Regions from separate parts of the Homo sapiens genome. Here all the other regions are linked to region 2. A link is an interaction called in ENCODE POLR2A ChIA-PET data of the cell type or tissue named here. Cell type or tissue: A673. All regions are shown on one strand. Each heading gives the region's core, and the rest is flanking DNA. Links, peaks and the distances in the headings are about the cores only. Region 1 overlaps CDK5RAP3 (CDK5 regulatory subunit associated protein 3). Region 2 overlaps NFE2L1 (NFE2 like bZIP transcription factor 1). Region 3 has its middle 30 kb from the start of CDK5RAP3.

Evidence for each region. ChIA-PET counts read pairs that join two places held together with the same protein. Peaks named below come from ENCODE experiments on the same cell type or tissue, not always from the same donor. Only the 100,000 strongest peaks of a DNase experiment are listed, where the experiment ranks them.
Region 1: POLR2A ChIA-PET joins it to region 2 with 10 read pairs; 19 of 35 experiments call an interaction of 5 or more read pairs at or near these places.
Region 3: POLR2A ChIA-PET joins it to region 2 with 13 read pairs; 16 of 35 experiments call an interaction of 5 or more read pairs at or near these places.

The regions. Positions count from the first base shown.
Region 1 is chr17:47,981,178-47,991,965 of GRCh38, forward strand. It overlaps CDK5RAP3 (CDK5 regulatory subunit associated protein 3), which reads left to right. Exons shown (of 14, transcript NM_176096.3): 13 at 1-157; 14 at 260-604. The coding sequence ends at 325. Among named protein-coding and RNA genes, the nearest start is that of CDK5RAP3, 15 kb to the left of the region's middle. In A673, for the core only: no CTCF peak of the experiment used is centred there; a DNase peak (open chromatin) is centred at 6,444; H3K27ac peaks cover 2,332 bases.
Region 2 is chr17:48,049,574-48,057,573 of GRCh38, forward strand. NFE2L1 (NFE2 like bZIP transcription factor 1) reads left to right here. Exons shown (of 6, transcript NM_003204.3): 2 at 1,034-2,055; 3 at 6,813-7,025; 4 at 7,459-7,548; 5 at 7,771-7,929. The coding sequence starts at 1,546. Among named protein-coding and RNA genes, the nearest start is that of NFE2L1, 5.2 kb to the left of the region's middle. RefSeq lists enhancers at 4,674-5,533, 6,394-7,251, 7,252-8,000 and a silencer at 6,381-6,650. In A673, for the core only: no CTCF peak of the experiment used is centred there; DNase peaks (open chromatin) are centred at 3,978, 4,878 and 6,328; H3K4me3 peaks cover 4,321 bases; H3K27ac peaks cover 7,715 bases.
Region 3 is chr17:47,995,633-48,006,420 of GRCh38, forward strand. No RefSeq gene overlaps it. Among named protein-coding and RNA genes, the nearest start is that of CDK5RAP3, 30 kb to the left of the region's middle. RefSeq lists an enhancer at 7,456-8,010 and a silencer at 7,751-8,045. In A673, for the core only: CTCF peaks have their summits at 7,942 and 8,141; DNase peaks (open chromatin) are centred at 7,089, 7,579, 7,729 and 8,299; H3K4me3 peaks cover 1,695 bases; H3K27ac peaks cover 6,601 bases.

The sequences.
Region 1 (10,788 bases), core at 1,488-9,487, 67 kb before region 2:
GACTGAATTCCTCCAGCAAAAGCTGAAGCAGTCCCAGCTGCTGGCTTTGAAGAAAGAGCTGATGGTGCAGAAGCAGCAGGAGGCACTTGAGGAGCAGGCGGCTCTGGAGCCTAAGCTGGACCTGCTACTGGAGAAGACCAAGGAGCTGCAGAAGCTGGTGAGATGGGAAAGGGAGGCCTGCCAGTGGGAGGACTCCCAGTCTGTGCAAAATGAGGCCCTGAGCACCCCTGCTTCTGCCCACTTGGTATCACTCTTTCAGATTGAAGCTGACATCTCCAAGAGGTACAGCGGGCGCCCTGTGAACCTGATGGGAACCTCTCTGTGACACCCTCCGTGTTCTTGCCTGCCCATCTTCTCCGCTTTTGGGATGAAGATGATAGCCAGGGCTGTTGTTTTGGGGCCCTTCAAGGCAAAAGACCAGGCTGACTGGAAGATGGAAAGCCACAGGAAGGAAGCGGCACCTGATGGTGATCTTGGCACTCTCCATGTTCTCTACAAGAAGCTGTGGTGATTGGCCCTGTGGTCTATCAGGCGAAAACCACAGATTCTCCTTCTAGTTAGTATAGCGGACTTAATAAAAGAGGAAAAAACTCTTGCTTCAGTACTGACAGTTCCTTATGCTGCTTCTCTGAGCCTGCAGTTGAGGCTTCGCACCTGTTTTCGTGGGGTTCTTGATCCAGGTGGGCTCCCTGATCCAGGTGGGCTCCCCAGGCCATCAGCTGTCACTGTGGAGCCCCAAGTTGAGGACTTTTCCCCTTTGCTTCTGGTGATAAAGAGGACCCCACATCTACAAATGGTTCAGTAAGGGGCTCTGGGATGGCTACGTGTGGGCCCCTTTCCATAACCAGGCCCAGGCCGCCCGACTCAGGCCAGAAGCCCTGGGGGAGCGGTCAAGCAGCAGCCTTGTTGGAGCCAGCAAAGCTGCATTTTCCTTTTAATCACAGCTTACCTCCAGGCAGAGGGAAAATGCGGTTTGGGGAGGAAGGGTCTGATAAACAAGGTGGAGACAGGAGCTGTCACCTTCCCTGGCTGCCTGTCCACTTCCTGCCCATAACTGCCCGCTCTGTGATCGGATAGAGCCCACCCCAGGATAGCAGCCCTCTCCCAAGCCACCTACCCATCCCCATTTCCCAGGAAGGGTAGGGGTTGGGGGTGGCTGGCAATTCGATTTTAATTTCATAGCAGAGCAGTTGATTCATGGCTCTTTGTCGCTGGCGTTGACTCCCGTAATGACTTTCCATCAAAATGAAAAGTGGAGTGACACCACTCATTATTCCTGCTGCTTGTTATCTCAGTTCTGGGGAGGGCCACCCCCTCCCCACTGCCTTTCAGCCGTCCTGGACAGTGAGTGATGGCGCCTATTAATCACCGACCCCGCGGACTCCAGCCAAAGGAGAGAGAGATAAGGCAGCATGAACTGCTCGAAGCCGTTCCTATCAATTAATGTCAACCCACCACTTCCCCCCAATCTTTGCCTGGTCACCTCTTTCTGGGGGATCAGGGGCTGAAATGAGAAGTCCGGGAATTGGAAAAATATTGGTGTTGAACATGGAGGTAAGACTCCGCAGACTAGCAGGGTATAGAGGAGGTAAGTGGACTGCACTCTGGCCTCAACACTCAGGAGGGATGCTCTTGGCTTAGGGAACTGCCTGCTGCTCTTGGTCCCTCTCCCTCTGGGAGATTGCCTTCTAGCTCCTGCCCCACCTGTTCAGCTGCTGGCTCCGTTGGCCATCTGGCCAGCCTCTTGCAGTAGCAGTCAGTTCACTGAGGCATACTACCCTTGCCCACTCTAATGTCCTTTGCCCAGTCACCAGCTGTTACGCAGACTCCATTGCTTACAGCAATGGAGCTTCAGGGAGAAACCCCGTGGACCAGGTGACCATGGCAGACCGGGTTCAGGCCTCCAAAGCTTCTGCCCCTGCGCTTGCAGATGAGCACCTGACCTGCTTTCCCAGCCCTGCCTAAGGTCAGCGAGGGGAAGCAGTGCTCACTGAGGTTTGGCTATTTTCCCAGGAAGGGAAGTGGGTTTAGATAGAGTTTTCTCAGCTGATTTTGGCCCCCTTGGTAAGCAGTGTGGTTAGGCCACTGCTCTGGATCAGAGATACTAGGTGACTGCTTAACAGGTGACATCAAGGCCCACCCTGATCCCCAGGCTGAGGCAAGTGGTTTCATGAAAGCCTTTAACTCGATAACATTGGGTTTGTTCTCCAGAACCTTTAGCCTCCCTTTCCTTTACCGCCGCCTGCTTCCTGAGTCCAGCCCTCCTGGCCATGCTGAAGGCACTGAAGGGATCCACCCGGCTGGTTCTCCCTGGCAAGAGCAGCTCTGTGTCTTTCAGGTCTGCCTCCAGCTTCCCTGAGCTTCACTGGTTGTATTTGGGTTCCTGCTTGTGTATCTCAGAATGCCCTCAGAAGTCGTTGTAGGGACAGAATGAGTTAAGATATGCAGAGCTCTTAGAACGCTGCCTGGTGCGGAGGAGGCTCTTGGTGGACATGTGTGAGCTCTTATTTTTGGTTTGGGGAACCATGATGAGGACTCTCCATCCTGGCCTAACTTGTCTTCTTGGAAAGGAGAGGTGAGGGGCTTTAGGGGAGCTTGAGACCAAGTTTCAAGCAGTCAGGTTGAAACTTCCCTCTTTCAGGGAAAGAGGGAAGCGGTGCACCAAGATTACACCCTCAGAATCCTTAGTTTGATGTGAATTATGCTGCCAAGAGCACACTATACTTTTGTGTTGACTTTTATCCCACCTCTTTCCAGAGAGGATTTAAGGCAACGCCTCTCACTACTTGGCTAAGACTCCTCACCCGGCTTCAGATAAGGAAGCAGCGAGTCACCTTTCCAAAATTCTCTGCTTGCTAAATCCAGCCATGGCTCAGCCCCACTCACTGCCTCTCTGCCCAAACATTGCCTCTCTCCCTGCGTCAGTTCTACCGTGTCCTCTCCGGTGTGGTTCTCTTTATAGACCACAAAAGTAGGATCCCTTTGCACTGCAGCCTGCAGTGGCTGACTGTGAACATGGGATAAGTGGAGTGCTAAGGCTCGTTCATCTGGGCCCCAGCGGTCCACCCCCTGTGCCCCTCTGAGGGCCTGCCAGTATCATGGGGAGTCTGGCACATCTAGAATTCCTTTCCTATTGCCAGTTCAGAGCAGGGAACAAGCTGCATCATTCAGAGTGAACATCTCCTCACCCATCTAAAGAATTAACCTGCTCTGGAGACCTGGCCGGGAGTTGAGGACAAAAGAAAGGCACATCCCCAGCCTTTGGGAGCAGAAGCCAACCTTGCTGGAGCTCCTCACATGCACCTCCCAACCACCATTAATTCCCCAGAATTAATGGTTGCGTACAGTTTCTCCCCAGAAACCCAGGTCCTGTGGCTCTTCTCTGCCTTTTCATACACTCCTACCTGTTCTGTTAATGATTTTTATTTCATCTGTTTTTAAAACTTATTATTTTTGAGACAGTTTTGCTCGTCACCCAGGCTGGAGTACACTGGCGCGATCTCGGCTCACTGCAACCTTTGCCTCCCGGGTTCAAGCGATTCTTCTGCCTCAGCCTCCCAAGTAGCTGGGATTACAGGTGCAGTAGAGCCTGGGTTTCACAGCATTGGCCAGGCTGGTCTTGAACTCCTGACCTCAGGTGATCCACCCACCTCGGCCTCCCAAAGTGCTGGTATTACAGGCATGAACCACCATGCCTGGCCTAAACTTATTTTATTTATTTATTTTTTTTTTGAGACAGAACCTCACTCTGTCACCCAGGCTGGAGTGTAGTGGCGTGATCTTAGCTCACTGCAAGCTCTGCCGCCCAGGTTCAAGCGATTCTCCTGCCTCAGCCTCCCGAGTAGCTGAGATTACAGGCACCTGCCACCACGCTCAACTAATTTTTGTATTTTTAGTAGAGACATGGTTTCGCCATTGGTCAGGCTGGTGTTGAACTCCTGACCTCATGATCCACCCGCCTCAGCCTCCCAAAGTGCTGGGATTACAGGCGTGAGCCACCGTGCCTGGCAACCTAAACTTATTTTTTAATAGAGACAGGGTCTCACTATGTTGTCCAGGCTGATCTCAAACTCCTAGCCTCAAGGGATCCTCCTGCCTCAGCCTCCCAACGTGCTGGGATTACAGGTGTGAGCCACCTCATTGGGCCTATTTAATCTAATTGCCACTTGTTTGATCTCTTTCCCAACTCCTGTACATGCACATACAAAATTTAATAAAAGTGATAGGAAGACAAACATGTAATACAGTGTGTTGGTGATTAGCACGTTCTTGAGATCTGGACTGCCTGGGTCAAACTCTGTCTCTGTTCTTACTCCCTTGGGCAAGTTGCTGGACCTCTCTGCCTCATTTCCTTCACCTGTAAAATGAAGACGAAGACCTTGGGTAGGAAGCTGTGGTGAGCATGCACACCACTTAGAACAGTGCCTGGAGGCCGGGCGCAGTGGCTCATGCCTGTAATCCCAGCACTTTGGCAGGCCAGGGCAGGCGGATCATCTGAGGTCAGGAGTTCCAGACCAGCCTGGCCAACATGGTGAAACCCCGTCTCCACTAAAAACACCAAAAATTAGCCAGCATAGTGGCAGGCACCTGTAATCCCAGCTATTCAGGAGGCTGAGACAGGAGAATCGCTTGAACCCAGGAGACGGAGGTTGCAGTGAGCCGAGATCGCGCCATTGCACTCCAGCCTAGGCAACAAAAGTGAAACTCCGTCTCAAACAAAAACAAAAACAAAAAAACAGTGCCTGGCACAGTAAGGCTCAGACTAGCTGTTGTGAGAGGGCGGTGGGGTGGAAATACCCTCAGCTGAGGTTAGAAAGTTGTGTTCTAGGCCGGGCGTGGTGGGTCACGCCTGTAATCCCAGCACTTTGGGAGGCTGAGGCAGGTGGATCATGAGGTCAGTAGTTCGAGACCAGCCTGGCCAGTACAGTGACACTCCGTCTCTACTAAAAATACAAAAATTACCTGAGCGTGGCGACATGCACCTGTAGTCCCAGCTACTCGGCAGGAGAATCGCTTGAACCCAGAGGCGGAGGTTGCAGTGAGCCAAGATCTCGTCACTGCACTCCAGCCTGGGTGACAGAGCAAGACTTTGTCTCAAAAGAAAAAAGAAAGTCGTGTTCTGGTGCCCCATATTCCAACATGTCCCAAATCAAAGCCATTGTCCACACCCACACTGCATCTCTCTTTATTTCCTGACAGTTTCATCAGTGGTGTCCTGGGCTCTGCTGGCTGCTCTTTCTAATCCACCCTGGGCCTTTTCACCCTAGTCATTTCCCTGCTTAGAAACTCTGAGGCTCTGTAGTGCCCCAAATTCCTAGAGTAGCAGCCGCCAAGCCCTGCATAATTGGAACCCCACCAGCCTTTTCAGCCTGGGCTACCCACCCAAGACATCAAATCCACATGTGTCCTCGAGGCCCCATCCTTTACTCGGCTCCCTCCAAACCATCTTGACCCCCGATTCAGATGAGGCCCAAATGCATCTCTGTGGACATCTCCAGTTGTCCCTGCAGAATTAGTCACTCCATCCCTCAGCAGCATCCTGCAGCCCCATGCAGATATCCTTAGGAGGGGGGAGCTCTTATTTATTGTGTTATATGCCTTCCTGAAGTGCCTGCCCACTGAGCTGCTTGCGGGCAGGAATGGTGTCTTGACCACATTTATGTCTCTCTTGGAGTATCAAACGTTAGCTTCTCTGAACTTTAATTGTCTTAATGCTCTCTAAAATGACTTTGACCTCTGACATATTATGATCATGTGGCTTACAAGTTAACACAAAGGAAGAGTCTCACGAAGCACAAGAAGTTTGGGAAGAAAATTGGGGTTAAGTCAGCTTTTTAAATGGACTGATGGCCAGGTGGGGTGGCTTACGCCTGTAATCCCAGCACTTTGGAGGCCGAGGCGGGAGGATCACTTGAGCCCAGGAGTTCGAGACCAGCCTGGGCAGAGTGCCTGCCTACCCCGAGGATCATTTCTGGGCCTCATCTCTCCTCTTTCACTGTTTGGTTGAGGACATTTCTGGAGAGGAAAGTAGAGGGCTATTGTCCCATCCTTTTGGAGATATCATTGCTTCATAGAGTTAGGTTTGCTATCAAAGCTGGGGCCTCCTCCCTGTCTGAATACCACCATCTGCTGGGCTTTGAGCAAGCCGTTCTGCCCTCTGAGCAATCGGGCCCGAGGAGCTGCGTCCAGGGTAGCTGTCCCGCCTGGCAGAGCCTGAGCCCAGCAGGAGGGCATCAAGGCTGCTGCAGGCGTGTAGAGCCCGGGGGCACCAGCTGACCCGGATCTGCCTGTGTCCTCCAGATGCCCTTCCTCCCTGGTGACTGCCAGGGCCTCTCTGAGTAAATTGGCCCTGAGTAAACTCTTACTTAGCCAGCCCGCCACCCTCCTCTCATTCCCCAGGCTTCAAAGAAAACCAGTTTGAATATTTAAACTTCTCCTGTGTATCTAATAAAAAGTTCTGCACTACTTAACGCCCCAGCTATCCATTACTGTCGGGAGCTGCTCTCTCCCTCCCAGCATTCCCCTCCCTCCCTCTCGCCCAAACCACGAGCATGGCAAAGCCATTTGTCAAACCGCTCCCGCCACTGGCTGCGCTTGGCTGTGTCTGAAAGGACAAGCCGCCCCACAGGGGAAGGTGGGAATGAATAAAGGGGCTATGCAAATTGCTGCTTAATCTGCAGAGAAACACCCAGGCTTTGGGGAGACGCTCATTACTTCTTTTAACTGTGATTAACGGGCAAATTAAACCCAAGCCCTTAACTCTCTCCTGGCAGAGGACTTGAACGCAGAGCCCTGGGCCAGTGAGGTTGGAGGGAGGTAGTTGCATCTGTACCTGGGGACCAGGACCGAGGAGCATCCGCACTGCCCCTTAACCCTGGTAGAAGGGAGGGGAACCCCAAATGCCTGAGGGCAGACCCAGCACAACTAATCTTAAAGCACAGGGAAGGAAGAACTTAGTTCTTTCAGAAGACAGTTCTGTCTGTCATTCAAGAAAAAGCAAAGTCAGGTTGGGCATGGTGGCTCATTCCTGTAATCCCAGCACTTTGGGAAGCTGAGGCAGGTGGACTGCTTGAGCCCAGGAGTTCGAGACCAACCTGGACAACATAGCAAAACCCCGTCTCTACAAGAGATACAAAAAATTAGCCGGATTTGGTGGCCTGCACCTGTAGTCCCAGCTACTGTGGAGGCTGAGGTGGGAGGGTCACCTGAGTCCAGGAGGCAGAGGCTGCAGCGAGCCAAGATCACACCACTGCACTCCAGCCTGGGCGACAGAGACCCTGAATCAAAAAAAAAAAAAAAAAAAAAGTAACATGGAGGACAGGCACAGTGGCTCACACCTGTAATCCCAGCACATTGGGAGGCCAAGGCGGGTGGATCACTTGAGGTCAGGAGTTTGAGGCCAGCCTGGCCAACATGCTGAAACCCCATCTCCACTAAAAATACAAAAAAAAAAAAAAGCAAAGTCACTGGTCCCTTGAATTTGCTTCCATCCTTCCCCTCCCCCCACACACACATACACACACACACAAAAACCCTGGGAGAATTTCTTAGACCTCAAGTGCCAAAACATGTCAAGGGTGTGGCTAAAGTGGCTTTAGCCACAAACTGAGTTGCTGGTCAGACCAGCCCCAAGTCTGGTGCTGGAAAAGTGTGTTTAAGGAGCCTCCAGATGTTCAACTCCAAAAATGACCTTGAGATGTATTAACCAGGGAGGTGAGGAAGCAGGAGGTGGGGGAGCTGAGTGTGCTTCTGGAAGGGGAGACACTGGGAATGGCCCTGCGCTGGCCATACGGGTTACAAGCACACACCCTACAAGGGGTCAAAGAGCCAAGGCAGCTCTCTTCATTCCTTATCCATCTGTGGGTTTTGGTTTTGGTTTTGAGGTAAGACATACATAGAATAAAATGTATCATTTTAACCTTTTTTGAGCGTACAGTTCAGTGACATTCACATTGCTGTACCACCATCATCACTATCCATTCTGTTTTTGCAGAATATTGAGCCATCCTAGGAGACCTGTAATCACCTCTAACAAACAGCAACAATGGAGGCAGGGCCCTGTAGCTAGAAGAGTTCTGTGTGAAATCCAGAAAATTGGAGAACGCCCACAGGAGCCCCGGGAGATTGAAATAGAGGCCTGCCGTTCAGGAGGCAGGTTTGGGAGGAAATCCTGCAGAGATTCCCCATTAAACACAGATTTCCCCTAAGCTTGAGCGATTAGGAGGTGAAAGATGACATACAATGGTGACAGACTGTCTGTCAACCTGATAGGGCCGAGGAGAGACACGGCCCCGTATTTTATTTTGTCGTGGAGTCGATCAGTAGGTCTGTCATAGAAACTAGCCCTGACAGCTCGCTCAACAACTCTGCTCTCTTTTCTTAACTCTTGAAGCCCAGCTCCACCATCTATTAAAACATCCTGGGCTGTCAGGGATATTAAAAGGCTCTGTCACTCTTTCTTAAAACAGTCATAAATACAATCTGGACACCAGCATTTGGGCAGGAGCCCCAGCATTGAGTGGGAAGAGGCAACAGCAGGTATGCCTGCCTTTCTTGACAGCCTGGGCTTTGGCATTGTTCAAATAGGGACCATGGACTTACCTCCTTTTTCTCTCTGTAGATGGAGGAATCATGGCCTTCTCTGATATCATGGATGCCTGGTATTTTGAAACAACTGTTCTTGACCACAGGATGTAGTCTTTGGTAAATGCAACCACAACTCTCAGCTTATCTCTGGCTCCTCATGCACCTAAACCACACCTGTTCCGAATGCCTACCTAAGGGAGTCTGGTTCCCAGGCCACCCCAGCTGGTAGGAGGGGGAGGAGGAACAAAAAGGTAATCAGAGTCTGAATTTTCCTCCACAATGGAGTTTGCCTCTTTCCCACTTCCATTCTTCTTGCTCCATGCAGCCTTGTAACTGACCCACCTTGCTAAAAAAGGTCTTTTGGGTGCCAGAAACTGACATGACACTTTGCAGGTGGGCTCCCAAGAGTGCAGGCTGGAACTTATGACCTTGCCAATTGGAGGAGCCCAGTCATCATCTCTAAATCTTTTATTTATTTATTTATTTAGACAGTCTTGCTCTGTCGCCCAGGCTGGAGTTCAGTGGCGCGATCTCGGCTCACTGCAACCTCCACCTCCCAGGTTCAAGCAATTCTCCTGCCTCAGCCTCCCAAGTAGCTAGGATTACATGCGTGTGCCACCATGCCTGGCCAATTTTTGTGTTTTTAGTAGAGACGGGGTTTTGCCATGTTGGCCAAGCTGGTCTTGAACTCCTGACCTCAGGTGATCCACCCGCCTCGGCCTCCCAAAGTGCTGGGATTACAGGCGTGAGCCACCGAGCCTGGCCCCATCAACTTCTGTGTTGACATCAGGGCAGTGCAGCACCAGGGAGCCTGGCATCTTAAGATGTCCTGTCTTTTGCCCACCAGTGTCCAGTGTCCAGAATCACTTTTCACCCCAGGACTTTCACTTAGCTTTGGATATTTTAAAACTACAGACTATGTGTTTTTCCCAACTGAGTTATCTTCTCAGCAGCTTTCTTCAAGTATTTTATGCCAAGAAGGGTCAGGCTTTTATGTTTTCTTTCCATGACATTAAATCCCTACTTTATTCCACTGTGTGGCCTCAGAGGGCAGAACTAGAGCCCACCTGTGGAGGTAACAGGGAGATGGATTTCCACCTGATATAAGGAAGCCCTTTCTGACAACCAAAAATGCCCTGCAAGGGCACAGGTGGGAAAGTCACATCACTGAAGACCTTAGGCTGACATTGGATCAATATCTGGTGGGGACACTGCTGAGAGTGGGAGGTTGGGTCAGATGACTCTGAGTCAATGATTTGGGTACTTGGTATGTCCAGAGGCTGGACGAGGCCTAGCAGCTGTTCACCAGCTGCCTTCCATGTGGCCATCTTGCAATTTAATCCCAGATGGTGGGACCCCTCACCGTCAAAGGTCACAGGGCCAGCTGCAGGGTAGTGGGCAAACCCTTCTTTGCCCCGGTAGCCCCCAGGCAGTGTCTGTGACCCAGCAGGCAGGATGTGGAAAGGAAAGAATGAGAGATGAAGCTGAGAGATCCCACCAGCGCCTCTGGTTGAGAAAGGCAGGCGGGAGCTCTGCCGGCTTCCCCTCCCCCTTTCACTTCACCCCCTCCCTGCTCCTTCCCTGTTTCCACCTGCCTTTCACTCTCTCTCCCTCTTTTGCTCTCTTCATCCCTCCCAGAGACCTCCCCCAATCTCCATGGCAATAAAAGGGGAGGTGGGGTGGGCTGTGCCCTGTATTTTTAGTTGCACCATAATAGCCCCTTTCTCTGGAGACACAGGGGCTGCCTGTGGAACGAATCTCCCCCTGCCCTTTGGCTCACAAAGGGCCAGGGAAGCCCCTTCAGCCTGGGCCGCCCTCTGTGACCCCGGCCTGTTTCCGGGTGGGGTGCACTTCCAGCCCTCGGGGGCCTGCAGCTGGGCCTCTCTCACGGGATCCTGCACACAGGCAGGGTCACCCCGGCTGACCTCCCCCGAGGACAGAGGTCAAGCCCCCTCTGGGGTCTCTGAAGTGATTGGAAGGGAGCCCAGGCAGGGGACAGGGGGAGGGGCGAGGAGGAGGGGACCTTCTCTTTTAATGTAAAATTAAATGACTCCCTGTGCCTCCCTGTCTGTGCCTATCTCAGGCTGGGTCCCCTGGCCTAGGACCTCACCCTTGGGGATCCAGGCATCTTAGAAATGAGTTAAACACCCTGCACTGGGGCTTGGTCAAACCTGAGTCCAGAGTATTAGAATAATAAAATCC
Region 2 (8,000 bases), core at 1-8,000:
GTTGAGATGGGGTTTCTCCATGTTGTTCAGGCTGGTCTCAAACTCCCGACCTCGGGTGATCCGCCCTCCTCGGCCTCCCGAAGTGCTGGGATTACAGGCGTCGGCCCTTTTCCTTTTTTTTCTTTTGTAAGTTGTGAGGATAGGAAAGGGAAATCAGATTTCAAAGTTCAGAAAACAAAAGGCATTCTTCTTCTGGGTGAAGTGGTGGCCTGAACATTGTCCTTTTGTCCTTCCACACTCTCACTGTTTAATAATCTTGCCTTTTTGAACTGAGAAAAGACAACTGTTATGGGTGGTTTTCTCCCGAGGGGTGAAAATCCAGCTTTACTTTTAAGACAGGAAATGGGCTTCTCATGTGAAAATAGAAGCTGGGTAATGCGCCTGTAGTGGGGGAGGAGGGCTGGTAAATAAAACAAAGGTGTAAGATATTTTGGATGACCTGGTTATTGTCTGCTTATTCAAACCAAGCTACATTTTAGGATATTGCACATTTAATATTCAGTAACTGAGATCATTCGTGATCAGTAGCTTTCTTTGATAGTTCTTCTATGATCGGTTGCTATATTTTGGGTTTTTTTTCTGAGAGTGTAAGTAGTCCTTTCTTCCTGTAAAAGTGGCCTTTAGGCCAGGCACAGTGGCTCACGCCTGTGATCCCAGCACTTTGGGGGGCCGAGGCGGGCAGATCACCTGAGGTCAGGAGCTTGAGACCAGCCTGGCCAACATAGTGAAACCCCATCTCTACTAAAAATACAAAAATTAGCAGGGCGTGGTGGCAGGCGCCTGTAATCCCAGATACTTGGGAGGCTGAGGCAGGAGAATCGCTTGAATGCAGAAGGTGGAGGTTGCAGTGAGCACAGATCACGCCACTGCACTCTAGCCTGGGCGACAGAGTGAGACTCTGTCTCAAAAAAAAAAAAAGTGAAAGTGTCCTTTGAATGTGTTTTCTACCTTCTACTGTGAAGGTTTTCCTACCCTGATCATGATGTGAAAAGTATGGAATCTTATCCTGTTGCTTTTGTGATTCCCATTTCAGGTTTCTCTGGAAACCCCCCTGGTAAGTGTGGAGGAGGCGGGACACTCTGACCCAAGACGAAAGGCCTGTAGCTCCAGCCAAAGAAAATAAACCTTAGGAGGGAGAAGGAAAAAAAAAATCCATCAGCTGTTCCTGAGAACAGCCTGCATTGGAATCTACAGAGAGGACAACTAATGTGAGTGAGGAAGTGACTGTATGTGGACTGTGGAGAAAGTAAGTCACGTGGGCCCTTGAGGACCTGGACTGGGTTAGGAACAGTTGTACTTTCAGAGGTGAGGTGTCGAGAAGGGAAAGTGAATGTGGTCTGGAGTGTGTCCTTGGCCTTGGCTCCACAGGGTGTGCTTTCCTCTGGGGCCGTCAGGGAGCTCATCCCTTGTGTTCTGCCAGGGTGGGGTACGGGGTTTGACACTGAGGAGGGTAACCTGCTGGCTGGAGCGGCAGAGCAGTGGCCTTGATTTGTCTTTTGGAAGATTTTAAAAACCAAAAAGCATAAACATTCTGGTCCTTCAGCAATGCTTTCTCTGAAGAAATACTTAACGGAAGGACTTCTCCAGTTCACCATTCTGCTGAGTTTGATTGGGGTACGGGTGGACGTGGATACTTACCTGACCTCACAGCTTCCCCCACTCCGGGAGATCATCCTGGGGCCCAGTTCTGCCTATACTCAGACCCAGTTCCACAACCTGAGGAATACCTTGGATGGCTATGGTATCCACCCCAAGAGCATAGACCTGGACAATTACTTCACTGCCCGGCGGCTCCTCAGTCAGGTGAGGGCCCTGGACAGGTTCCAGGTGCCAACCACTGAGGTAAATGCCTGGCTGGTTCACCGAGACCCAGAGGGGTCTGTCTCTGGCAGTCAGCCCAACTCAGGCCTCGCCCTCGAGAGTTCCAGTGGCCTCCAAGATGTGACAGGCCCAGACAACGGGGTGCGAGAAAGCGAAACGGAGCAGGGATTCGGTGAAGATTTGGAGGATTTGGGGGCTGTAGCCCCCCCAGTCAGTGGAGACTTAACCAAAGAGGTTAGTGGACCTGTGGTGGGTGTGTGGGGCCTGGGGCTTGGGGGTGGGCTGGTCCCAAAGGATTGTGGTCAGAACACTGAGCCCTGTAAAGAGCCAGACAGGTTTCAGCAGGGCCTCAGGCACTGTTCTTGGGTAGGGATGGGCTGAACTTTCTGACTTTAGGATTGGGGGCTGGGAGCATTTCCCTGTGTTGAACCATTGACCTACCTCTAAATGTACTGTCAGGGCAGTGGGAGGTTCCTACACATGCCAGGGTGTTTACTGCTTGGATTTCAGCGTGACTGCTGGAGGCCTGGGGTGGGGGAGGAGTCATGTTGTGATGGGCTTTGATGCAGTGTACATCTGTTGCTAAGACACAAATACTTTTTGGACTCTTGTTTTGTACCTCCCCCCACATCAGAACACAGACATACCCTGAAGTTCTCCTTTGTGGCGAGGCCTGTTGTTGTATTGTCCTGATAATTCAGACCTCCTGGGCCTGAGCCAAAGGGTAGATTTGGATAGTTATTCTTGGCCAGGAGAGGGCCAAGGCTTCCAATCTTTGCAAAAGGCCCACTGCAGGGAGTAGGGAAGAGAAGTCTGGGAGCTAGAAAGAGAAACTGCATTCTGCTGCCCAAGTCAACTTGCTTTGAGCTGTCAGAAGAGATCCTTAGCTCTTGTCACATGGCTGACATACTGTTCTGGGCAGAAAGCGATGCAGTTCTTTGCCTTTCAAGATGTGAATGGCTGCTGCTGCCCCTGCCTCACCAACATAAGATTGCTTTGAGCTCTGGGTTTGTATGGCTCTCGCTTGCCATCCAGCCTTAAGTAGCCGGGAAAGAGGCCCACTGCACTCCCCTGGCCATTAGGGAAGGAGAAAGCCCGATTGGGTTTTTGGAGGTGGCATGTGAAGGAATGTAAAAAGTTTTACAGATGTTACAGAAATGGGCTTCTCTGCCTGCCAGGTCAGACCACGTTTTCCCTCCTTCCCTGCTCTGTAGTCTTTTCCTGAGCTTAGTTCTCTGACTGTTAGTGACTGTCAAAGAGTATGGCTTGTTCTAGGCCAGTGGTCCTCAACTGGGGGTGATTTTGTCCCCGAGGGTGCAGGTGGCAATATCGTGAAACAGTTTTGGTTGTCACATCTTGGGGCGGGGTTGCTACTGGCACCTAGTGGGTAGGGGCCAAGGATGCTGGTTAACATCTTGAATGGCACAGAACACCTTCAAACAACAGATTTGTCTGACCCCAAGTGTCAGTAGTGCAGGGATTGAGACACTCGGCTCTGTGCTCAAATGGCTCATACTGGACCTGCTTTGAGAGAGACTAGGATTATCTGAGCGCAGGAGCCAGGAACATTTCTTACCTTTCAGGGCCTGTTAATTTAGCTTCTTACAGGGCCACTTGGAACTTCACCTCTCTTCTGCTTCCCCTTTCCTTCAAGTGGGCTCTAATCTTGGCACAGTGTTCTGAAGTGTGCTTCCCAGTCTCTGCTCTATGCTCCTCCCCCAGGGTAGCTCCCCCAGGGGTGGGTGTAACTGGGTTTGCTCCTGGAAACCCTGCAGGGTAGCTGCATATCTGTTCCTGCTGGGATGGGATGGGATATTTTGGATATTATTGGGTGGGTTGGGGCCGAATGGGATGGGACTTTGACCCTGCTTTCCTCTGTTTCTTGGCCCTCGTGAAGGTTGTGCTTTTCCTCATCTCAGGCCTTTATAACTCCCTTTGGGAGGTGGGGTGGGTCAGCATTAGGGGCCCAGGCTGGGTATGGGGGAAGGGAGGATTATTATGTGTCTAGAACAACATTTCCTCAGCAACTCAGGGATAAAAATACCCAGGTCCAGAGCATGTGACAGGCACTGCTGGAACCGGTATTATCCCTGGGGTGGCAGTACTCCCCCGCTGCCAGGCCTGCTCTATGGACAGCCATAGCCTAGGCTGTTGTCAGGGATAGGATTCCCCTTGAGATTGGCATTCTGCCCAGAGCAGGGGGGTGGCCTGTTTACAGCTCTTTCCAGGCTAGGAGCTGACTGTGACCAGAGAGAACATACTGTCTCTCTGACCTGACCTTAGGCTCCAGGGGAGCAGCAGTGGGGAGGGAGCTAAATTTCCCCTCGAGAAACCAATCCAGGGAGTCTGAATTGTGATACTGAGTCTGTGAGGGGCTTCTTTCCTGCTTGGATGAGATATGGGCCAGGAATCAGGCAGAGAATGCTCTTGAATAAAGCCGGGGTGAAAGGGGAGGGGGGACATTTGTGGCCAGGAGAATGCAGAGCACCTGTCTCCCTAAGTATGGGGCTTCAGGGTTGTGTCTCCCCTCCTCTTGCTTGGGGCTAGGCTTGGCCAGCACTGTGACATTGCTGCACGTGGGCAAAATGGCCTTCCCCTTTTCTCTAGTCTGGCCTATTTTGGGGTGACAAAACTTACGGCTTATGGTGGGCCTGGGTGCCCTGGGTTCCTGCCCAGCCTGGCTCGTGATCCCTGGCCTTGAGAACTGGCCACTGCCTTCCTGAGGAATGGGATAACTCTTTCCACTTCCAGCAAATAATTTAGATTCCCAGAGAATCTGCGGGAGAAGTGTCTGCCCAGTCCTGAGTGGGCTGGATGAGCAAGATGCGACAGGAGGGAGGAGAGTGGCACCCCTTCCCCCAGGGCTCTCACTGCGCCACCCCAGCTGACTGACTGGGCTGGGTGGGGCTGCCCGCCCCTGGGCGCATCTCCTCAAGGAGACGGAGGCGGCCCAGGGATGGGCTGGTTCCTTGCGGCAGCTTCTCCAGCTGCCCTGATGCAGAGATTGGCTCCCGTCTGCAGCTAGGTAACAGGCGGTGGGAGGGGATTGGCTCCTTCCGCATCTCCAGCGGAGACTTGGGGGAGGAGATTGGCTCTCGGCGCAGCCTAGGTAACGACAGTGGGAGGGGATTGGCTCTTTGCGCAGCCCAGCTGCTGACCTGGGGGAGGGGATTGGCTCTCTGCAGCCTCAGCAGTGACCTGCGGGGTGGGAGGGGGTGGGGATTGGCTCCCTGCTGCAGCCTAGGTAACAAGTTTGGGGGGCGTGGGGGGGAGGAGCGGGAGGATAGGCCCAGGAGGGAGCTTGCTTTCCTCTGCAGCTTGAGCACGGAGCATGGGGTGGGAGTCCCATCTCACTGCAGCCTCTGCGGTGAGCTCAGGGTGGGGGCAGCTGGGCGCCTGAGTGGAACTGGGGTTGTGAGGTGGGAGGGGGCTGCTCAAGGATGGAGGAAGGGGGCTGGCTGGGCCGCCCAGGCAGCAGCACGGGCGGGGCACCCTCCTCAGGCCCCTCGGAGCTAGCAAGGGGCCACCCTTCCAGCCTGGTGTGCTCCCTGAAAGCCAAGAGCTCCTTGCAGCCCCCTGTCCGGCTTCCCGGCACCGGCTGCCCTGGGGCTCATCTCGCAGACCATGACCCGCCTGGACCGCAGCTCTCACAGTGGTGGGGGCCATGCCAAAGGCAGCCGGCCCCTTAACTCTTTGCTGGCTGGTCACCGGGTGGCCCAGCCCGCCTCTGCTCCTGGGTCCAGGGCTTCTGTTCAGGTTGGTGTATGTGGGGAGACTAAAGTAGTACGTCTGGGAGGTCTTAGGGTCAGGGGGGGTTAATGGGAGAAGAATACCGACTTAGAGGTAGGGAGGAGGGTCTGATCTAAGGAAATTGCTTTCTGGAAAGTGTATGTCTGCATTTTAACCCCTGGATGGAAGGCAACACTTTAGGGTTTCTTCAGGCTTGTAGGGAGGGCTCGACTACAGGGGGGTGCCATGTATAGGAAGCCCAAATAGCTCTATTTATTGGGGTTATATGCTGTTAGTGGGGGTGGCAGTTGGTGCAGCAACTGTTCACGAGCCACCAGGGTAGAGCGGGAGGGAAGCATTTTTGGTGCCCAAGGTGGCAGTTGTAGCTGAGCAGTGATGGGGTTTATGTCCTTGAGGGGGTTGACTGATGGGGATTTGGTGAGTCCTGGGGTATGGTGAGGGAATGAGAGCACTGGTGTAGGGGACACAGTGAGGCTGGCCCGAGCAGGGGGTGGGGTGCACCCCTGGGGATCATCTGACTGCCTGAGCCTCCCTGGAATGGAGGCAGCAGCTAGGATCAGCTGAGAGGGAATTCTGGCGGGGATGAGTCTTGAGGTGAGCCTGGGCTTGAGGAGTTGTGGGTGTTCAGCCTTACTCTTGCTGCCAGCTGGGGAATGGGGAATGGCTATAGGAAGGGCTGGAGACAGCATGGCGTTGTCATTGGTTGCATCAGGTGGTTGGAAATGCAGGGATTTTCCTCTCTAGCCCACCCCACCCCTTTATGCAAATGAAATGGTACCACAGGCTGATGCAAGCCTGGCCACTGCTAAGTAATTCTGCATGACAATTCGCTCTTGCTTGCCATGGCCAGCTTCCTCCAAACCAAGTTTTAAGGGGTCCAATCCCCAAAGCTAGAGGTGTCTCCTGATGTTCCCCTTCTTTCTTATGTAGGGGGGAGGCGGCCCTGCCTTTTGTCTGGGTGTGTCTTGGTCCAGATCCTAATCCTTTGCACCCTTATGGTGATAGTCACACTAATGGTTTTGCTAGTGGCTCTTTTTTTTTGTGGGAAGGGGATAGTGTCTGGAAGTAGATGAATGAACACTTGCTGGTGCAGGGACCAGGGGGTAAAGGCTGGCAGGTGAAGAGCTGGGAGGGGCCCCACCCAGGACTAACTGGGGTGACACTAGGAGGGAACTCTGAGGGGCAGGACAAGGAAGGGACCTTGGGATCTTAGAGCTAAAGTCATGTGATCTGTCTTTCAGGACATAGATCTGATTGACATCCTTTGGCGACAGGATATTGATCTGGGGGCTGGGCGTGAGGTTTTTGACTATAGTCACCGCCAGAAGGAGCAGGATGTGGAGAAGGAGCTGCGAGATGGAGGCGAGCAGGACACCTGGGCAGGCGAGGGCGCGGAAGCTCTGGCACGGAACCTGCTAGTGGATGGAGAGACTGGGGAGAGCTTCCCTGCACAGGTACCATCGCCCCTGCTCACTGGGCTCTCTTCTTGTCCCTACTACCCTGACACAAACCAGGCTGGAGTTCTTCCAGAAACTTCCTTTAGAGAAGACAGGTGGTGTGTGGGGTGGACCTGAATTTCTGTTTTGGGTTGGGGTCTGTAAGTCACAGTGGCTGAGCCTTGGAAGGGGGGAGTGGAAAGCAGCAGATGCAGAATGGCCAGGCCGTGGCAACAGACAGTGCAAGGGAGGCAGAGCATGTAGCATCTTCCTGCTTGCTTCAGGACTCTTTCACTCTCTTCTGTTGTTTCTGGGAGTTTGGGACTCGGGGCCAGCCATTAGCCTGGGAATGGGAGGGAGACTGCAGGGCTTCAGCCATTCTGGGAAAGAAGCTTCAGCCCCAGGCAGCCAAGGCCCAGGTCAATCAGACTTACAGTTCCTGTTGCCACAGGTGCCTAGTGGGGAGGACCAGACGGCCCTGTCCCTGGAAGAGTGCCTTAGGCTGCTGGAAGCCACCTGCCCCTTTGGGGAGAATGCTGAGGTGAGCAGGACTCCAGTGAGAGTCCACCAAGTGAGCAGGGCAGCCTGTACCTGGTGTGTCCCTCCATGGCTGAGGGGCCAGCTGTTGGTTCTGGCCTTATTCTGGCTGCTGGGGGTAAATGCAGAGGAAGGAAGAACAGAAACAGGTCCAGGTGGTAATCTCTGGGAGGAAAGCACAAGGTTTTTCCTTCCCCCTTGTTAAAGCCTCTGTGTTTTGCCCTAGTTTCCAGCAGACATTTCCAGCATAACAGAAGCAGTGCCTAGTGAGAGTGAGCCCCCTGCTCTTCAAAACAACCTCTTGTCTCCTCTTCTGACCGGGACAGAGTCACCATTTGATTTGGAACAGCAGTGGCAAGATCTCATGTCCATCATGGAAATGCAGGTAGGATTGTCGGAACCGGGCACAAACCTATTGGATTTTGCACAGATTGTCTTAGCACTCAGTTGCTTTTC
Region 3 (10,788 bases), core at 2,789-10,788, 51 kb before region 2:
TTAAAGCAATGAGCCCGCTACTTCCAAGAGGAGCTAATCCTAGCACAGCCCAGGACCAGGTGCTGTGTTTCCCATGTGCCGCGTCATTTCTCCTCACAGAAGCTGCGTAATACCAAAGCTACATTGCACACATGGAGAACATCAAGCTCAGAGAGGTTAAGTAATTTACCTGTGTCCCACAGAAAGGACCTGAAAAGGACTTGGACTCATATTATTTGACTCTGGAACCTTACTCCTAACTACTGTGCCAGGTGCTGAACTAGGCAACTGGGAGGGAAAACAGAATGGGTCCTGGGCACCCATCTTCAAAACACTCACCTGACTTCATACATGTCTGCAAAATGTGTGTTTCTTGCCAAAGAGCATCCAGGCATCCAAGAAGCAATGTTTTCACTGAGCCTACAAATATAGAAATTTCTCCCTCTTCTTTTCAGCTCTCCTTCCCCTTCTAAGTGTCTTTATTCCTCTTCTTCCCAGGCTAACATTCTCTCCTCCCACCATCTGCTCCCAAGGTGGCTGATACTGCCCACCTTGCTTCCCTGGGGATGGAGGGGTCTGGGGCTCATCCCTCCCCCAGGTGCTGTAATTTGTGAGGCTGCCCAACTGGAGTGGACCCAGGGCCTCCCAGACTGCCCTCCCGCCACTGTGAGTTGGCTGGCCTCTGCCCTCTGCCCTCTTCTGCCATTAACCCTGTCACCTGCCGGACATCAGCCTCCAGGCCCAGTCTGTCATCCATGGCCAAAGATGGATGGGGGGCGGCTGGGAAGCATAAGCAGCGACCCCTTAATGAGATCTGGCGGGGGAGGGCTGGGCTCTATCAGGCAGCAGCAGGGCCAGGTTGGCGATAACAGGCTCTTGTGGAGCGTGACCCATTTTCCTTCTGGAGGAGAAGACAGTCGGGTGAGAAGCTGCAGGACAGGTTTGGGGGACGGGTCACAGGGTTCTTTTACCACCCACCCCTATCCTCCTTCCCCTCTTCTGGCAAACCAGACTCGGTAGATGGGCAGAGGCTATGGAAAACAGATGACCCCCACTTCTCATTCCTCCTCTTTGGCACGGTGACCCCAGCTCCTAAGGAAGAAACACGGACACAAGGAATGACTAGGACACAGGAGACCAGATACCAGGCTGGGGCAGCCCCAGTCAGCCCTGGGAGATGTCAGAGAAACTGGAGGGAGGGGGCCTTTGTGGGGTGTCTATGGAGTGAGGAGCATCTTCAGAGGTGCAAGGAAAGGGCCTTTGTTGAAGCTGGTGAAAGAGTGGGATGCAAGGGTTGGGGGAGAACCATTATTGCGTTACTGGGTGGTCTCCCTACCATTTCCCCCCACGGTGATTCATGGCATTTTATTTAATTTATTTATTTATTTATTTATTTATTTATTTTTGAGATGGAGTCTCACACTGTCACCCAGGCTGGAGTGCAGTGGCGCGATCTCGGCTCACTGCAAGCTCTGCCTCCCGGGTTCATGCCATTCTCCTGCCTCAGCCTCCAGAGTAGCTGGGACTACAGGCACCTGCCACCATGCCCGGCTCATTTTTTGTATTTTTTTTTAGTAGAGACAGGGTTTCACCATGTTAGCCAGGATGGTCTCGATCTCCTGACCTCATGATCCGCCCACCTCGGCCTCCCAAAGTACTGGGATTACAGGCATGAGCCACTGCGCCCGGCAATTCATGGCATTTTAAAAGAAAGAGATGCTGGGCCGGGCACGGTGGCTCAAGCCTGTAATCCCAACACTTTGGGAGGCCGAGGCGGGTGGATTGCCTGAGGTCAGGAGTTCAAGACCAGCCTGGCGAACATAGTGAAACCCTATCTCTACTAAAAATACAAAAAATTAGCCGGGCTTGGTAGCGGGCTCCTGTAATTCCAGCTACTCGGAAGGCTGAGGCAGGAGAATGGCTTGAACCCAGGAAGGGGAGGTTGCAGTGAGCCAAGATTGTGCCATTGCACTCCAGCCTGAGCAACAAGAGCGAAACTCTGTCTCAATAAATAAATAAATAAGATGCTGGAAAGTTCTAGACTTTCATTGTACAGATAGGGAAGTTGATGTCCAGAGAGCGGAAGAGATCCACCCAAATAAGTAGAAGAGCCAGAGCGAGAATCCAGGGCTCTTGAAGACCCAGGCCTCCGCTCAGCACTGCACCACGCTTCCTTCTTGCTCCTTACCCGGGAAGAAAATACAACAGCTGCTGAAATAATTATTCCTGGACTTGTCTAAAAGGGGTTATTCTTTCCCACTTCCTCCCCCACCCCCTCAACCCACATACAGTGCATTGCCCAAGGACTTTTCGTAGGTTTGGGAGAGAGACTTGGGGGAAGAGGGGTGAGGATGCTTCTTGTTTCATCCAAGTCAGAATGGGAAATAATTTACTCCCTGAGGACATGAACAGGGTTGGGTCAAAATAGGACTCTTCAAGTTTGAGGGGTTTGTTTGGGTTTGGTTTGGTTTTGCCCAGCAAAGGTTGGCTGCGAGACCCTTTGGCCACTTATTTTGACATTGGCCACTGTCGATTGCCCCCTGCGCTCCTGCCTGGGTGCTGCTGTGGTGATGCCTGTCTCCTCTCCTCCCTGCCTATGACAGTCCAGCTGAGTTGGATTGTGGAGTGTGGCATCTGGTGGTTCGGGGATCAGGGACTTTTGAATCTGGTCCTAGTAAGCTGTGTGGCTCTCAGCAACAATTAATCTTTCTAGGTCTCAGCTGCCTCATCTTTAAAAGGTAGTAATAGAAAAGTCTTCACACTTTTTTTTTTTTTTTGAGACAGTCTTGCTCCATCGCCCAGGCTGGAGTGCAGTAGCGCAATCTCGGCTTACTGCAACCTCCGCCTCCCAGGTTCAAGCCATTTTCCTGCCTCAGCCTCCCAAGTAGCTGGGATTACAGGCACCCACCACCACACCTGGCTAATTTTTTAAATGTATTTTTAGTAGAGACGGGGTTTCACCATGTTGGCCAGCCTGGTCTCAAACTCCTGACCTCAGGTGATCCACCTGCCTCAGCCTCCCAAAATGCTGAGATTACAGGTGTGAGCCACCATGCCTGGCCCACACTTCTTTTTAAAAAGAAGGACCAGGCTGGGCAACGGTGGCTCATGCCAGTAACCCCAGCACTTTGGGAGGCTGAGGTTGGAGGATCACTTGAGCTCAGGAGTTCAACACTAGCCTGGGCAACATGGTGAAACGTTGTCTGTACTAAAAATACAAAAATTAGCTGGGCATGGTGTTGTATGCCTGTAGTCCCAGTTACTCGGGAGGCTGAGGCAGAAGGATGGCTTGAGTTCGGGAGGCAGAGGTTGCAGTGAACTGAGATCACGCCACTGCCCTCCAGCCTGGGTGACAGAGCAAGACTTTGTCTTAAAAAAAAAAAAAAAAAAAGACCAGAACCAGTGCCATGCTGAAGCTGGCTTGCACTGGATCCTAAAAGCCAATTATGTGCATTTCCCAACTTTGCACTGGGATTTCCAGTTGGTGGCTTGAAATGGGCTTTTGTGGAAATATTTACACCACAGAAATAAGCAAAGGCTACAAATCAGGGCTTCAGCACTCCAAGTGAGAGCCAGCCAGTAAACTTTTAGCAGCACGACACTGGCCAGAACTCTAACATGTTATATAAAAACACATAAACAGGCTGGTCACAGTGGCTCATGCCTTTGGGAAACCGAGGTGGGCGAATCCCCTGAGGTCAGCAGCTCGAGACTAGCCTGGCCAACATGGTGAAACCCCATCTCTACTAAAAATACAAAAATTAGCCGGGCATGGTGGCGCATGCCTGTAATCCCAGCTACTCAGGAGGCTGAGACAGGAGAATCGCTTGAACCCAGGAGGCAGAGGTGGCAGTGAGCGGAGATCATGCCATTGCACTCTAGTCCGGGCGACAGTGTGAGACTCTGTCTGAAAAACAAAACAAAACAAAACAAAACAACAAAACAAAAAAACACACATAAACAGAACTGCTTTGGTTGGTTGAAACAAGGGTTCCCCACTCCCCTCACACACATCAAGCTTTGCCAAAACCCAGGACTTGAAGTCTGAGATTTGTGCCAGCTCTCAATCCTGTGAGTCTAAGTAACAGGCCACAAGAGGTGATGCAGGAGGAAGAATGACGAACAATGATGAGGCTTAGGTTTTATGACTGTATTTAGCTAATCGAGCCTTGTCTGTGTGGGCAAGTCAACTTTGATGATCCAGGAAGCACCTCTGGAGTTGCTTAACCCTGCAGGTCCCAAGGCCTTCTGGTGGCCTCGGCAGGTAGTGGCACCCTCCAGAGCAGTCTCTCACTAGCGGATCTCTCAGTGGGTGGCAGGAGGATGGCTTTAGGGGAGGGAATGTCACCCACCTCCCCACAACTGTGCCTCTGCCCTGCAGGGTGAAGGTAAATGAAGTGACATTTGAATCCATTCAGATACTGCAGGAGAATGAATGCTGAATGAATGAATGAATCCAGGGAGAGCTGGAGCCAAATAAGCTTCATCAATTTATGTGGTGGGGAGGATGCTAGCCAGGAAGTGGAGGCCAGTGTTCAAATGCAGGGCTCAAGCCATAGCTCCAGCAGTTCCTGACCATGACATTTTTTGTATTTCAGTACCGTTTTGTAGAATGGGGCTACTGAACCAGGCTTAAAATCGTATTTCAGTCTGGTCTTTATGATGGGGACGGTAGGGGTGAACATGGAGCTCTCATTCTGCATGTAGTGGAAGGGCCCACCCCGCAAGCATGTTTCGCTGCTATTTTTGCCAAGGTTCTGTGAAGATTTCAATATTCCCAAGCTTGCTATCTTTCAAGCCTAGTAGAATCAGCTGGGCTGATATCTTCTAGCTGGTGGGAAAAAATGCCAGCAAGCAAAAGAAAAGGAGAGGAGAAACAAATGTTTGTAACTGAAAGAAACCTGGCATTTAATCTAGTGATTTCTATCTGCCAATCATCAGAATTGTCATTACCTGGGACAATTTAAAAAGTACAATTTCTAGGCCAGGCGCGGTGGCTCACGCCTGTAATCCCAGCACTTTGGGAGGCCGAGGCAGGTGGATCATGAGGTCAGGAGATTGAGACCATCCTGGCTAACACGGTGAAACCCCGTCTCTACTAAAAATACAAAAAAATTAGGCGGGCAAGGTGGTGGGCGCCTGCAGTCCCAGCTACTCAGGAGGCTGAGGCAGAAGAATGGCGTGAACCCAGTGAGCCAAGATTGCACCACTGCACTCCAACCTGGGTGACAGAGCGAGACTCCGTCTCAAAAAATAAATAAATAAATAAAAATAGGCTGGGCGTGGTGGCTTACGCCTGTAATCCCAGCACTTTGGGAGGCCAAGGCGGGCAGATCATGAAGTCAGGAGATCGAGACCATCCTGGCTGACACGGTGAAACCCCATCTCTACTAAAAATACAAAAAATTAGCTGGGCGTGGTGGCGGACGCCTGTGGTCCCAGCTACCTGGGAGGCTGAGGCAGGATAATGGCGTGAAACCAGGAGGTGGAGGCTGCAGTGAGCTGAGATCGCGCCACTGCACCCCAGCCTGGGCGACAGAGCGAGACTCCGTCTCAAAAAATAAATACATAAATAAATAAATAATTTTAAAAAATAAAATAAAAAGTACAATTTCTTACCCTGCCTCTAGACATACTGATTATTAAAAATCTCCCGTTGGGGAGGGGTCTGGTGTTTGGGAACCAGCACACTCCCTCTCCTGACCTCCCACAGCAGAGGGTGAAGGCTACCACCAGCTGACCAGTCATAAGACTTTGTCTTCTTTCTGTTTCTAAAAGAGATTTCCTCATTTTCCCTTAGCAAATAGGGAAAGACCAAAAAAAAAAAAAAAAAAAAAGAGTTCTTTCCCACAGCTAACCTAAATCTTGGCTGCATTTCTAGGCCTCTCATCTGCATAATAACTTCACTGATGATTTCAGAGTTTGCTTTCTTCACCCTGAATGTTCTGGGTTTATTTCTTCATTCAATAAAAATTAATTCAGCACCTCCTACTCACCAGGTCCTTTAGTAGCTGTTGGGGAGATGAGCAAAATGGACACTATCCTTGGCTTTTGCATCTTATAGCCTTTTAAGGGAGTCAGACAGTTAAATTTGCAATGGTGGCTCATGCCTATAATCTCAACACTTTGGGAAGCCAAGGCAGGAGGATCGCTTGAAGTCAGGAGTTTGAGACCAGCCTGGGCAACATAGTGAGACCCTGTCTCTACAAAAAATTAAAAAATTAGCCGGGTATGGTAACACATGCCTGTGGTCCCAGCTACTTGAGAGGCTGAGGTGGGAGGATTGCTTGAGCCTGGGAGGAGGTCACGGTGCTTCAGTGAGCCTTGATTGCACCACTGCACTCCAGCCTGGGCGACACAGCGAGACCCTCATCTCTAAAAAATAATAATAAAAAAAATAGCATGTCAGGATGTCAGGCTAGGGCAGATGTTGGGATGGTAAGATGGGGTGGGGCAAAGCCTCCTGAAGAAATGAAGGGTCGGGTATGGTGGCTCATGCCTGTAATCCCAGCATTTTGGGAGGCCGAGGCAGGCGGATCCCTTGAGCCCAGGGATTTGAGACCAACCTAGGCAACATAGCAAAACCCCATCTCTACAATAAAATAAAATAAAATAAAATAAATAGCTGGGTGTGGTGGCGTGTGCCTGTAATCCCAGCTACTCAGGAGGCTGAGGCAAGAGAATTGCTTTAGCCTGGGAGGTGGAGGGTGCAGTGAGTGGTGTTTGTACCACTGCTTTCCAGCATGTAGCAAGAGAGTGAGACTCAACTGGAAGGAAGGAAGGAAGGAAGGGAGGGAGGGGAAAGAAGGAAAGGAGTGCTAATTTGCGGACTTAGGATAAGTAGCAGTTAGTCCAAGGATGTGGAAGGGAGGGTGGAGAGCAAAGATCCTGGCAGAAAGACCAGCATATGTGGGGCTGAAGGCAAAAAAACAGAGAATGCTTGACAAACTGAGTGAAAATTCATACAGTCGGGCACTCTGCCTCACAAATCCTTCTGTCATTTCTACAGTTCTCCCAGAAACCCCTTGAAACTCGCCTGTGACTCTCTAGGCTCCCTGGAGTCCAGAGCAAGACAAAGAACTTTTGTCTGATCAGCTGAGATATAATGAGAATGACCCCCAGGTTCCTTATTTATGCATCCGGCATGCAGCTTGCTTTTGTAAGAATAGCACTGTATTGCTGACTCATAGTCAGCCATGCATTTTACAATAATCCCACAATGTCTGCCCTGGATTTTCTTTCTGCCTAACTTCCTGTTCAGCCTTCTTTTAAAAAGCCTTGCCTCTGTGCTCTCTTTTTACTTATCTCTTTCTTTGAAATGGATCACGTCTAGAATTTGTGGGTTTCAGGGAAATCTGCCATCCCAAGGGTCCTTCTCCAATGAAATTAAGGTCAAATTGAGATTTGGAATTGAAAGCTGATTAGTCTGAATGCCCACATCTTAGAGCATCTAACCAATCTATCTGCCCATCAGGGTGACTGATCCCATCCCTGTCTTATTTGCTGCTGTGGGGGTGAGGGCAGGGGGTGGAGAAGGATGGAAGCAGAGTCAGCGCCAGACAGTGATGTGCCACGCAGAATAGAATCTCTGCACAGCGTCTCCTGGAAGGGGGAGGGGGGCAGATGCTGACAGACTCGTGGGAGCCATGCCAAGAGATGGGTCTGCCTGGGTCCCTGACTAAACCAACTAACTCTTCCCAAGCTGATCAGGCTGCAGGGCCAGAGCCCCACTATTCTTCCCTGGGATCCCAAGTGAAGCAATGGGGGCCACGTAGGAATTCATCGGTCAATGCTAGTTTGGTGGGTGAGGGTGGGGAGGTTGGGGAGGAGCAGGCGCGGGGGTGGGTGTGCTTGGATTCGCTCATGGGAGCTGAGCCAGCCCCAGCAGGGAAGAAGGGTCGCTTTGGCATTCATTCTCCTGCAGTTACCAGGCCTCGCCGCCTGCCGGGCTGCTGGTGCGCAGGGCCCAGCCCCCTCCCCAAAGAGCCCCTGAGAGGGGCCAGGAGTGGGGGGAAGGCCACCCGTGGCCTTGTGAGACTGAAGCACAAGCTCCTTCCTCAGCTGCCAGGGAAGAATTTAATTACCAATTAAAGCCCCCTCCATCTGTTTCGGGCCTGCCAGAGAGCTCTCTCTACCCTTTAATTACATCTCTGACAACAATTTAACTCAATTAGCTGGTAAACACAGCAGAATGCAGGCAACCCAGGGCACCCTCTTGTCCCTGCCATCTGTCTGTCCGTCTTGTGCTTTCCCAACTCGCTCTCAGTCTGTCTGTCCTGCCCCTGCTTCCCTGTCTCATTTTGACACCGCCCCCCACCCCTTGGTTTTCTCTTTTTCTTCTGTCTTCTCCAGCACCTCTTGTCTGTTTCACACCAGCTGGGTTTCCCCCGCCCTCCGCGTCTTTGTCATTCTGTCTTCCTCTCCCATCTGCTCTTTGTCCATCCCTTTCCCGTGCTCTGTCTTGTTCTGTGCATCCCAACTTTCTCTCTTACTCTGCCAGGCTAGTCTCCAATGAGCCTTTTCCTTCCCCTTTCCTTCTCCCCGTCTTCTTCCTCCTTCTCCGCCATCTGTCCTACATTAACCAAATCCATCCCTTTCAGCATCTCCTCTGTGAGCCTCCTTTCTGGTGTGTTTCCCTTAACCCCTGCCATCTCCTTTTGCTTCATCCACTTAGCACAAACAAAGGTGAGCCCTAGGAGCAGTAGTTGCCATCTTTTGAGCACTTACTTTGCCAGTCATTGGCTAAGAGCTTTACATGCATTATTTTGTTGAATTTTTACAAAAATTGTGTGAATGGGTATAATTATTCCCATTTCACAAGTGGAATAATGGATCCTCTGAGAGATTTTGCCACTTATCCAAGGTCACAGAGCTTGCAACTGATAGAACTAGGATTCAAAGCCAGGTCTGTTTCCTTCAATACTGCATGAGATACCCGAGGCTGGGCACAGTAGCTCATGCCTGTAATCCCAGCACTTTGGGAGGCCAAGGTGGGCAGATAGCTTGAGCCCAGGAGTTCGAGACCAGACTGGGCAACATGATGAGACCCCCGTCTCTGCAAAAAATATAAAAATTAGCCAGAAGTGGTGCATGCCTGTAGTCTCAGCTACTCAGGAGCCTGAGGTGAGTGAGTCACTTGAGCCCAGCAGGTCGAGGGGAGCAGTTTTAAGGATGACAGAGAGGCCTGAATATTTGGGGAAAGGCTCTGTGTTGTTGAAATGAAGGGCAAAGCAATAGGTTCCCAGTTAACATTGGGAGGGAGGTGGGTAGAGAAGGGTAAAAAATAGAAATCATTTCTGAGAATTTAACCTCCTCATTTCTGCTGGAAGGAACTTTCCAGATTCTAGTTTACTACAGTGTTGAAGAAGTTCCCCAGTCCTCTGAGAAAGTAAAAAATGTCCAGGACCTACAGGAATAAGAGAGAGGGAGAGAGAGAAACAAGTAGGCTATAATTATCCTAGCAACCCTCTCCTGGAATGGGGGCGGGGGTGGGTGCTGCAGAGAAGGGCAGCCTGATCCGTCTTGTGGACAGGCAGGGACATGATGGAGACCCCAGGTCAGCCAGGTAGTCACATGGCTGCAGCTTGGGCAGACCCCAGCCAGATAAAACTCATCTGCTTTCTTCCCCCATCCTTCCTCGGCTGACTAATCACTCTTCCTGTGATTAAAACAGAAAAGAACTGGGGGGAAAGGCTACAGGAGAGAAAGAGAGGCTGTCTCTGATCTCTGTTTTCTACCTTCCTTTGCTCTTGAGATGTGCTGTCCATCCTTGGGGGTTTGCTCCGCTTGGTGTTTAGAACCCACATATTCCACTAACTCACACCTTCACCTTGCCTTCTGCCACACTAAGAAGAGTGCTGGGATTCCAGCGAAATTCCTCAAATGCAGAAACTGTGCTCTGAGAGCAAATGCCAGTCAGCTATGGGTTAGAGTCAGCCTCAGTAGGGAGACTGGCACAATACCCAGCTTTTTTTTTTTTTTTTTTTGTTTTTTGTCCTGTTTTTGTTTTTGTTTTTGAGATGGAGTCTTGCTCTGTCACCCAGGCTGGAGTGCAGTGGCGCCATCTCGGCTCACTGCAACCTCTGTCTCCCGGGTTCAAGCGATTCTCCTGCCTCAGTCACCCAAGGAGCTGGGATTACAGGCACGTGCCACCATGCCTGGCTAACTTCTGTATTTTTTATAGAGACGGGGTTTCACCATGTTGGCCAGGCTGGTCTCGAACTCCTGACCTCAAGTGATCCGCCCACCTTGGCTTCCCAAAGTGCTGAGATTACAGGCATGAACCACTGCATGTGGCCTCTTTTTTTTTTTTTTTTTTTTTGAGACAGTCTCACCCTGTTGCCCAGGCTGGAGTGCAGTGGCACAATCTCAGCTCACTTTGACCTCCACCTCCTGGGTTCAGGCAATTCTCGTGCCTCAGCATCCCAAGTAGCTGGATTATAAGCACGTGCTACCACGCCTAGCTAATTTTTGTATTTTTAGTAGAGACGGTGTTTCATCATGTTGGCCAGGCTGGTCTCGAATTTCTTGTGTCAAGTGATCCGCCCGCCTTAGCCTCCTAAAGTACTGGGATTACAAGCATGAGCGACTGTGCCTGGCAGAATTTTCAATATTACAGATCTCTCAAGAAGTCCCATCCTGCAGGCAGACATGGAAAGTTCTGGACAGAGGCAACTAAGGGGCAGGATGGAAGGCTGGAAAAGAGATGGGGTAGGGAAGCAAGGAATTCAAAATGAAGAAGCTCCCAGTCCAGTCCCAAGCTTTATACAATCAGTGGGTGTGTGGGCAGTTTCTGTAAACATTATATAA